Regions from separate parts of the Homo sapiens genome. Here region 1 is linked to region 2. Evidence: read pairs that join two places in POLR2A ChIA-PET (ENCODE). Cell type or tissue: PC-3. All regions are shown on one strand. Each heading gives the region's core, and the rest is flanking DNA. Links, peaks and the distances in the headings are about the cores only.

Region 1 (5,360 bases), core at 1-5,000, 67 kb before region 2:
AAAAATGGGGAAATTGTAATGTTACGCCTGTGCAATTTTTAAGTGGCATATTATGGCAGATTAAAATTTAGATACTTGGCTTTTCTTGGGCAAGCCACTAAGTTGTGGCGGAATGTTTTCTGGTGTTCTTGGACTGCAATTATGCACTATTAAAGTAGTGGCCTGCTACATAACTGCATTTAGCCAGCATTTCTGCAGTGCGTAACTGTGAGGAACGTAGTACCGCAAATGGCAATGGACATTAGGACCCGGATGTAGTATTCCTGCTTGCTCCAAGATTCTCATTGCCGACTGCATACAGGTAGGTAACAAGCAATATAATCTAACTTGGTGACTTGTATGTACTTTTATTCCGTGGGCATTCTGGCATCACATTTCTGACAATGAAATTACAGTGCAGCACCTAACACTTGTATGGTAAAGCTAGCTTACATCAAAACTGTGTGGGTGTGGGGTTAGAGCTGTAATTTGTCAGGCAGAATTCAGTGCTGTTGCAGTTCTCAGATAAAAAGTGCAAACTTGATTCTTTGGTATATCTGACTCAGTTGTGTGGTTTCCTTTAGTTGCATTGTAACTGAAGATAACATGGAACACATCAGTGGTGTGGGGGAGAGGGAACTAAACTATACTTGGGAACTAGGGTGCTTTTAGCACCTTGACATGGACCGTATAGCATGTGATAATTAGTCTCTATTGTAGCAAACTGACCTGCCCATAGATCGGCAATATCAGTAATTTCATTATGCAATCTTGGTAATTCTACAAGTTGAGTTGAACTAAAAGTACAGGTTTTTTTGTAATGCGATTTAAAATTTTTAAAAACATGGGCTTCATGAAAACACCATTGTTACTAACTTGGGCTTAGATGGGAATCTAATGTGAATAGTTCAAGTTATGGGACTTGTCTAAATGTGTCTATACTCTAAACCTGGGGGAAGGTGGTGTGGAACATTGACTTGACTACAGTCGAATACATGTTGGGAATCATTCCCAATCATAAGACATCGTCGTTTCTGTAGGATGACTGCATATGTTCAGAGTAGCTTTTTGAATTTGGTTCCCTTAGCTTTAGGGATGTGATGTTATAGTCCAAAATGTTTACAAGAAAACCTAAGTCTTCAAAAGCACAACTTTTGTTGCTTAGGACTTTGCATCAACTGTTGTTCCAGACCTCACTTCAACTTCTTGGTCTCTGAACTGGTTTTAGCTAGCATGCATGAGAGACAGTTTTCATGTATAATGTTTCTGCTCTGTAACTGGAAAGTGGTTTACTTTGCATAAATGCTGATGAAAACTTCATGACTATGAGACTTTTCTTCTGTGTATCAAGAAAAAGCTTGCTCGTTGGCAAGCAATTCACAAGGTGGGGACAGACTTGTACTTTAACATGTAGTCCATTCAAGCAAACAACTTTGGACTCTACTGATAGATGAAAGAGCAAATGATGACTAGTTTAGCCTCTGCATATCAACAATATAATGCAGATCAAGTATAATGCTCAATATTAGTGACATGAGTATCACTAAATTACATAGAACCCTGATGGGGTTTCCTGTGTCGTAATCCATTAAATCGGTGGCCAGTGCTTGCTGCCGTGGTTTAGTGATTGGGTGTTAGAAATAAAAACTCAGGTCTATTTCTTACCAGTCAGTAACAATTTTTAGAGAATGTACTTGGTATATAATATATGGACTTCAGGAACTTTATTGGGGTGGGGGGTTAATTTTGCCTTACCCTGTTCACTTTCAGATGATTAGGCTTTTGCACTTTAGAATGAGAAACTTGTGACGTTAGTGTGTTCTTACTAGCTTTAATTTGTATGTAGCAATGAATTGTGAATCTTAGTGCAGTGGGTTTTTTTAAAAAACTCAAAAAGCTGGGAATTAAGTGGTTTCAGTAATAATGCTATACCGAGGTGCTTGCATTGTATTTCATAATTTTGTTACAAACCAAAATTATTTTTAATGAGAACAGTCTTGGGTTCAGAGGTGTGATGCCAGAATGTATTTTCGTACTGTTAGGCCCTTGGAACAGATACCGGTGCTTTCTGAAAGATGAAAGAAATGCAATGGGTGCTCTTCATGCAAGGTTGCAAACCTACCAAGAATGCATAATAGTCTCACTTTTCCCCAATAAAGAGATGCGTGTGACTAGTTTTGGACTTTTAACCTTAATGGGGGTTGCATGTCTCCTATTGTTAATCATTGTCAGCTGCAGTGACATGATCCACAGTCCTGCATTTACTGCCTTTCACTTAATGATTTTGGACAGGTTTTAGAGAGCCAGGATGTTGGTCTGGGCCTTTATTTGGTTTTGGCTTTAGCTGATAATGTTTTAGTGATGTCAGCTAGTGCAGTTCTCAAATGGCTGCCTATTAGGGAAAGAATTCAGAGGATTTGACTGCTCCTAATCATCTGTCATTGCTGCTAGATAATGATTGGCAATTTTTAAGACTCAACTGGAAATCTCAACAGTTGCTGGTAAACCATTAACCATAAAAACGTTGCTTTTGAACACCAGTGCTGAAAAAAATATTTTTTTTTTTTTTTTTGAGAGTGAAAAGGGCTTGGACTTAAGATAGGACAATGTGGAGAATGGGGGGAAGAATGCAAAACGATATAGTATCCCTTATGGATGGTACATGTGCAACAGGGAACTCTTACTTCATATACCCTTTGCAGTAATCATTCAGGGAGGAAGAAAAACCTGGAACTTGAATGAAGGCTGATCTTTGTTTTGTGCACTGTGGCCCTGCCAGGCATATAGTGAAGGTGAATGTCTTCTCCCTCAGAAAAAAATTGGTTCCTTGCTGTCCCAGTAAGGCATAGCTTTTCCAGCCCTAACTTTAAAACTCAGTGAGGACTTAGATGGGAAAGAATGAGGTAAATACAAAGGATTGCAGGACAACAACTACAGCGTTGTGTACTGTGGGAAGGGGAGTTGGGCACTCTTGGAGGACTCCTGCTGAAGGTGGTCAGCCTGCCTGACAATGGAAGACATACTTGAATGGGGAGCAGGGTATGTGCTTTCATATGAAAAAAGAGCTGATGTTAAAACTCATTTGGTGAGGTCAACGTTGTCACATACCTTCACATAAGGGATAGTATATTTTGGGTTGCAGTCAAACTTGTGCTCAGACTGGTGAAACTGAGAGTCAGGCTTTTACATTTTAAAGAAAATACAGTTTTCATTCTAATTCAGGTGTCTACTTATTTTATGTAAGAATAATTTTAGATTTCCCCCCCACCATGAAGTTTCTTCCTATTTTTTTATGCTGTAACTTACCCCCAATCTTTATCTCTGGATTTTTACTCTTTAAATTTTGAAGTTGACTAGCATTTTCAAACCTTTATTTTATACCCTTGTCTTTTATATTAACTTTTTCTTATTATTCTTTAGGTAAGAATGATTGATGTTGGCTGATATTGGAGTGCTCATTCACATGAAGTAAGTTTCCTTTAGAAATCTTAACCCCTACAGGCTTTTGAGTTTGATTTAAATAATTTCATTTAGATATGTGGAGTGAAACTTCGATATTTGAGATGTTTACCGTTTCTAAGATAATATCCCTTTATTTTTGTTTGGAAATTAGGGATGTATGTGAGAAAGCAAGTGAGAGGCATTATAAAAATGTCAAACAATAGAATTTTTAAAAAGTGGATGGTTATATAACGGTCATAGAAGAACAGAAAAGAAAACTTGACTTAAGGGGAATAGGCCATATTGTCAATATTCAATTCAATTTTAGACTCCATCTAAAACTCCATGATTCTTTTTTTACTTAAGAAAATGTAGGAGAAGGTCAGGCATGGTGGCTTTACACCTATATTCCTAGCACTTTGGGAGGCAGAAGTGGGAGGATTGCTTGAGCCCAGCCTGGGCAAAATAGTGAGACCATGTCTCTACAGAAAAAAATATAGCCAGGTGTGGTGGTGTGTGCCTGTGGTCCCAGCTCCCTTGGAGGCTGAGGTGGGAGGGATCGCTTGATCCTGGGAGGTTGAGGCTGCAGTGAGCAAGTTAACATTTTTTGTTACAGGTGGATAGATACTTCTCAAGACATCACACAGCGTGAGTCAATCAAGGAGGGAAGCCACAAGCAGACTGACAACGTTTCTAGGTAAGTTAAATGATTCTTAGTCTGTTAAACTGTCTTCAGAAAGGCCCTTGGGTGGTACAAAAATAACAATACTAATGTGGGAACCATTAATTTTTTATTTTTTGAGATGGAGTTTCGCTCCTTTTGCCCAGGCTGTAGTGCACTGGCATGATTTTGACTCACTGCAACCTCCACCTCCTGGGTTCAAGCGATTCTCCTGCCTCAGCCTTCCAAGTAGCTGGGATTACAGGCATGTTCTGCCACGCCCGGCTCATTTTGTATTTTTAGTAGAGACAGGGTTTGACCATGTTGGTCAGGCTGGTCTCAAACTCCTGACCTCAGGTGATCTGTCCACCTTGGCCTCCCAAAGTGCTGGGATTACAGGCTTGAGCCACTCCGCCCTGCCTGTTAATTACAATTAATGCCATGTTCTTTCATTCATTAAAAGATTTTTTTTTTTTTTTTTGAGACGGAGTCTTGCTCTGTCGCCCAGGCTGGAGCAGTGGTGCACAGTCTTGGCTCACCGCAAGCTCCGCCTCCTGGGTTCACGCCATTCTCCTGCCTCAGCCTCCCGAGTAGCTGGGACTGCAGGCGCCCGCCACACACGCCTGGCTAATTTTTTTTTGTATTTTTTAGTAGAGACAGAGTTTCACCATGTTAGCCAGGGTGGTCTTGATCTCCTGACCCTGTGATCCGCCCTCCTTGGCCTCCCAAAGTGCTGGGATTGCAGGCGTGAGCCACTGCGCCAGGCCGATTAATAAGATTTCTTTGGTATTAGTTCACTTGACAGTTATATAATGTTATGTTTGAGAATTTGGTAACTCTGATTCTTGTATCCTTTGGAGTAATCATACCCTTTAATTAGCAGGATCAGGTGAGCTGTGTCCAGAAAACCAACGAGAAGGAGTGGAAGGAGGAATGAACGTTTCATTCTCGTTAATAAAGGCATTATCCTAATTATCCTTTGGTTTTGTTTTTGTTTTTTTAGTACTCGTTTATTTTCTAGAATTTACCTGACTTCAACGTATTCAAAGTGACATTAAAAAAAAAAAAAGATGGTCTGTATTACAGACACAGAACCAGATTAAGTATAATTCAGGATCCTATTGTGACTTGGCAGTGCTGCTTTCAGTCTCAGTTACTGATCAATTTTTATGGTCCATTTTAGATATTTGCCTTCACTGTAATTTTTATTTCTAAAATTAGCATGTTATTTAGCAATTACTACCTACATCTTGATTGGATTTCAGACATAGCATTTTGT
Region 2 (5,390 bases), core at 228-5,227:
GTAACACTCAGCACTCGATACAGGAATTTCAAACAAAAGACAAATTCAAATTTGGAAACCAATGTCAGCAAATGACTCAATTCATCGGCGAAACTTGTATTTGAAGAATGGCTTGCTATAACTTCCAATGTTTCAATAATCTCTGGAAGACTGTCAATCACAGATAGTAATGTACGATCATGGACTGTCCAACATGATTGTGATATATGTTTCTTGCATGTTTTGTTTTGACTTAGCCTATAAATGTTTCGAAAATTTGCCAACATTTCCCCAGACATACAAATAGTGTTGAACAAAGAACTGAGAGTTTTTAGAGCACTTCGGAGTTCTTTTACTTCTTTACAAAACCTAATTATTGATAAATCCAAAAAGTGTGCATAACAATGTATGTATAAAGCTCTTGGTTCTTCTTTCTTGAATTCTGCTGCTATTTTATTAAATTTTATCTTCAAATTAGTGGTGCTATCATAGGCCTGGCCATGTATTTTATCCATATCAACTCCAATTTGCTGCAGATAAGTTTTGATAGTCCTATGTAAGTGGGTCCCAGTCATCTCCTCAGTATCAACAAAACCCAAGAATCTTTCCTTAATTAAGATAGCCTTTGATGATTTTTGTGGGTATCTTACACAAATTGAAAGCTGTTCTTTCATGGCACTATTGATTGTCTCATCACATATGATTGAAAATGCTGAGGAGTCATTGATCTCATTCACAATATCCTGCAACATTTCAGTCTTTATTATTTCGATAATATCACTTTGAATTTGTGTACTGTTATAGAAGTCAACTTGTGAATTCATAAGTCGAAATGTTTCTTCTCCTTTATCTTTTGCTCTCATTTCTAACAATTCTAAAAAATTGCCTTTATTCACAGATGAAACTGACTGGTCGTTTCCTCTTAAGGGTAAACACTGCTTTCCAAGAAATAAAATATTTTCAATTATAAGCTTTAGGTACTTTTTATTTCCCTCAATCTGTTTCGAATGAATAGATAAATCGTCACTGACAGCTCCATCACAAAATTGGTATTCTCTCCAAAATTCCAATGACTTCAAATGCATTTCACTTTTTTCATGCTTTCTGAATTTTTCCAGGGTTTTTTTCCAATTAGAAGTTCCGTGGGTTGCAAATGACTCTCTTCCACAGCTAAAATATTTTTGGCAGAACAACTGGCATGAATAACAGAATGCCACATCTTTTTTACTGTTTTCCAAACACTCAAAATCTGCACAACAAGATTTTTTAATACTTCGTGATTTACCTTTAACTTTTTGTACTTTGGATGTACATTTTGGGTGACATAGTTCATCACTTATTTTCATAGATTTCATATTGTCTTTTTGTACTTCTGTACTGGAACCAATTGCATGCTGACTGAATACTGATGAAGATGGTGAAACGCTTGGCTGTTCCGTACTACTACTAGCAACAGCATTACTGGGTTCACTAGGTGAACTCTTAGAAAGCTTTGGGAGAAAATGAGAAAAGAACATTTAACAGTTTTCAAAAATTAATTAAAATATCAAATATATCTACTCTAATAACATAGTAAAATAAATGGCTGAGTTACAGTATGAGCTCCACTAGGGGGAAACGTTAACAATTACGTATAACTTATTTATTTGCAATCTAGATTCAGCATTAAATGTTTGAAGGACCTTTTGGTATGTAATTGTCATAAAAATAATTTTTATTGCTCAGATGACTCAAATTGTGTAGTATTTTTTTAAAAGAAGAACCCAGAGGAAAAAAATACTTCTGTTTAAACAATCTACAAACATACACACACACCCCATATATGAATACATAATACATAAAATATATATTAAATATATAAATATAATATATAATAAATATACATTATAATATATTTATATTATATACAATATATTATAATATATTTATATTATATATTTATATTTTTATATATTATAGTATATATTATATATATATATAAAAAATCTGGGCCAGGTGTGGTGGCTCATGCCTGTAATCCCAGCACTTTGGGAGGCCAAGGTGGGCGGATCACCTGAGGCCAGCAGTTCGAGACCAGGTTGGCCAACATGGTGAAACCCCTTCTCTACTAAAAATACAAAAATTAACTGGGCATGGTAGCAGGCGCTGGTAATCCCAGCTACTCAGGAGGCTGAGGCAGGAGAATCGCTTGAACCCAGGAGGCAAAGGTTGCAGTGAGCTGAGATCACGCCACTGCACTCCAGCTTGGGTGGCAGAGCGAGACTCTGTCTCAACAACAACAACAACAAAAATCTGCTTATTAAAAAAAGACAGTGGTAAAAAAAGTTAAAACTTACATCCACAATGACATCTGCTGTTGCTGTTACTGAAGAAACTGTATCTGTTAAAATAGAGCATAAATTCAAGATCTTATATACTATAACCTATAAAATAGCATCATAAACTATATTTGCTTATTTCATATAAGAAACAAAAAGAAAATTTAGCATATAGACAGATTTATCAAGTATGACAAAACAATATTTATGTCAAATATCTTAACATCAACTTTTACCTTGTAAGACATCAGTGTTCATGATGGGCAAGGCAACATCGGTGTCTGCCAATGACACTATATTGCTTATAACTGGAGTCGTATCTTTCTTTGGAGAAAGAAGCTCTGTTGAAGTATCATGCACCACAGAAACAACACTTACTGACAACAATAAAAAGATTTCTTATAAACAAGGCAAAATCAATCATCAGAAAGTACTGTTTAGTAATACTGTTTAAAGAAATAATGCAAGCATCTAATAGCTTAAGGAATTGGTAGGTACTGAAGTAATTTTTATTAGGGCTTAGGAATAGCCAGGTTCTTTAGTATCGTATTTATAATTACAACATTACACTGAAAATTTACACTTCTCCAACATTTTATGTCTTTTACCTTTGTACACAATTTCCCAGTCCTTTTAAAGAATTTGTTTAAAATTATGAGCAAATTTTTCTGTGAAATTACTCATGAAGAAAAGAGATTCTGATTGAATCTCCTAATGGGCATCTATTTCAAACTCTTCCAGGATTCATAAACCTTAACATCAATGGAGCGCTAGGTTGGTGCCCAAGCCACTATTGCAGAAATTTCTGTAACAAGCCAGTTTGTATGACTTACAAATCCCAGAGGCATTAGTCACTCTATGGTCTATGTAAATAGCACCACTGGTCCTACATGAGGCTTTTTGATGGAATACTTAGTTGGCTCAGATTATTTGTGCTTTTTTATTATTGAGTCTTAAAGCATTTACAATCACTTCTATTTCATGTGAAAAATGTAATGAAAACTTGTTTTTACAAAACAGGGCTAAGTAAAACATTCTATATTCTAATAAAAGCAGTCTTGTAAATGTATTAAACTCTATATTGACCAAGTGCCTCCTATGTACCATGTTTTGCAGTAGGTGCTCAATATATATTGATGTAAACATACATATATTCATTTACTAAATAATCTAAAAAAAGACATGTATCTTTTAATTTTTATTATTATTATTTTTGAGATGGAGTCTCACTCTGTCACCCAGACTGGAGTGCAATGGTGCGATCTCGGCTCACTGCAACCTCCACCACCCAGGTTCAAATGATTCTCCTGTCTCAGCCTCCTAAGTAGCTGGGACTACAGGGACCCACCAACACGCCCAGCTAATTTTTTTTGTATTTTTAGTAGAGACGGGGTTTCAACATGTTGCCCAGGCTGGTCTCAAACTCCTGACCTCAGGCGATCTGCCCACTTTGGCCTCCCAAAGTGCTGGGAATACAGGCATGAGCCACCGTGCTTGGCCTACAAATATTAAATCTCTGGTGGTAAAGTAGCCTTCCTTTTATACAAAAATACTGAAAAACAGTTCTTTGCAACAAGTTTAGATTGTTTTGACTTTTAAAAGTCGGTTTAATTTGAAAATGAATCAAGGTTATAAATTAAAGTCAAATAATATTATTTATTAATAATTACTAAACCCCTACAATTGCTAAACAAACATTACCTGAAGAAGATTCCATCTTAGCTTTACTGTATGCAGAGAAACAATTAATAGAGCAGAAAAGCTCTGTCTTCCCCAAATCACTCGTAGTCTCAATCATTTCATCTGAGGGCTTCAATGGTTTGCAAGGAACAGATATAAGTGGTTTGGCAGGTTTCTGTTTAGAGATTAAAATAATATTCATATTCCTGGTATATGATATGTTGTTAATGAAGAAGAACCTATTACCACTGCTTTTAGTTGGAATATTAAAAAGAATAACAATTAAGACAGTTTTTACATTTTCTTAAAAAGACACTACAGATTGCAATAACTAAAAGAATATTGGCAAATCTGAAAATGATTTTTATTATTTATCAGATATATTTAACAGCAATAATAATAATACCTATGAAAGCAGTAAGGCCAGGTGCAGTGGCTCATGCATGTAATCCCAGCACTTTGGGAGGCCAAAGCAGGCAGATCACCTGAGGTCAGGAGTTCGAGACCAGCCTGGCCAACATAGTGAAATCCCGTCTCTACTAAAAATACAAAAAATTAGCTAGGTGTAGTGGCGAGCGCCTGTAATCACAGTTACTCAGGAGGCTGAGGCAGGAGAATCACTTGAACCTGGGTGGCAGAGGTTGCAGTGAGCTGAGATTGTGACACTGCACTCCAGCCTGGGCAACAAGAGTGAAACTCCTTTTCAAGGGAAAAAAAAAAAAGCAATGAAGAAAGTGGTCACAGAAGTTCATTTCAGGCAGTCAAAGCCTACTGGATAAACAAAGGCCTTATATAGTTATAGATCTGTCCTCAATGGTAGCTTGGGAATTAACTTGGGAAGATGTCTACCGATGCTGAGGAGGAGCCAGGAAGGAGTGCTTAACTTAAATACCTTACAAGATACTGTGGGAATCACTGTTTTTCTAGGCTAACTTCATGGTAAAAATTACAAGCATATTGTAAGAAAGCAGCATACAAGCAATAGAAAGTATAGAGTACTGTGAGTTCAGTAAGTAGTAACCATGCAAAAGAAAGGATATAAACTTTGAAAGGCAGGCATTACTGTAAAGATTATGCTCACCACCTATTCTTTCTAGTCAAACAGGAACCAATATTCCTGGATTTCAGAATATGTCAGAGCCTAGGCACAGTGGCTCACGCCTGTAATCTCAACTTTCAGAGGTTGAGGCGGGGGGATCACTTGAACCCAGGAGTTTGAGACCAGACTGGTAAAATAGTGATACCTCATCTCTAATAAATAAATAAATAAAAATAAAAAATTAGCCTAGTGTGGTGGCGTGCGCCTGTAGTCCCATTTACTTGTGAGGCTGAGGTGGGAAGGATCACTTGAGCCCAGGAAGACAGAGGTTGCAGTGAGCCGAGATCATGCCATTGCACTCCAGCCTGGGTGAC

The links. Peaks named below come from ENCODE experiments on the same cell type or tissue, not always from the same donor. Only the 100,000 strongest peaks of a DNase experiment are listed, where the experiment ranks them.
Region 1: POLR2A ChIA-PET joins it to region 2 with 7 read pairs; 5 of 35 experiments call an interaction of 5 or more read pairs at or near these places.

The regions. Positions count from the first base shown.
Region 1 is chr1:35,176,076-35,181,435 of GRCh38, reverse strand. It overlaps a transcript of SFPQ not described here. Among named protein-coding and RNA genes, the nearest start is that of SFPQ, 14 kb to the left of the region's middle. In PC-3, for the core only: no CTCF peak of the experiment used is centred there; no DNase peak of the experiment used is centred there.
Region 2 is chr1:35,109,056-35,114,445 of GRCh38, reverse strand. It overlaps ZMYM1 (zinc finger MYM-type containing 1), which reads right to left. Exons shown (of 10, transcript NM_024772.5): 7 at 3,999-4,152; 8 at 2,534-2,674; 9 at 2,316-2,359; 10 at 1-1,469. Among named protein-coding and RNA genes, the nearest start is that of ZMYM1, 32 kb to the right of the region's middle. In PC-3, for the core only: CTCF peaks have their summits at 1,381 and 1,585 (motif pointing right); a DNase peak (open chromatin) is centred at 3,145.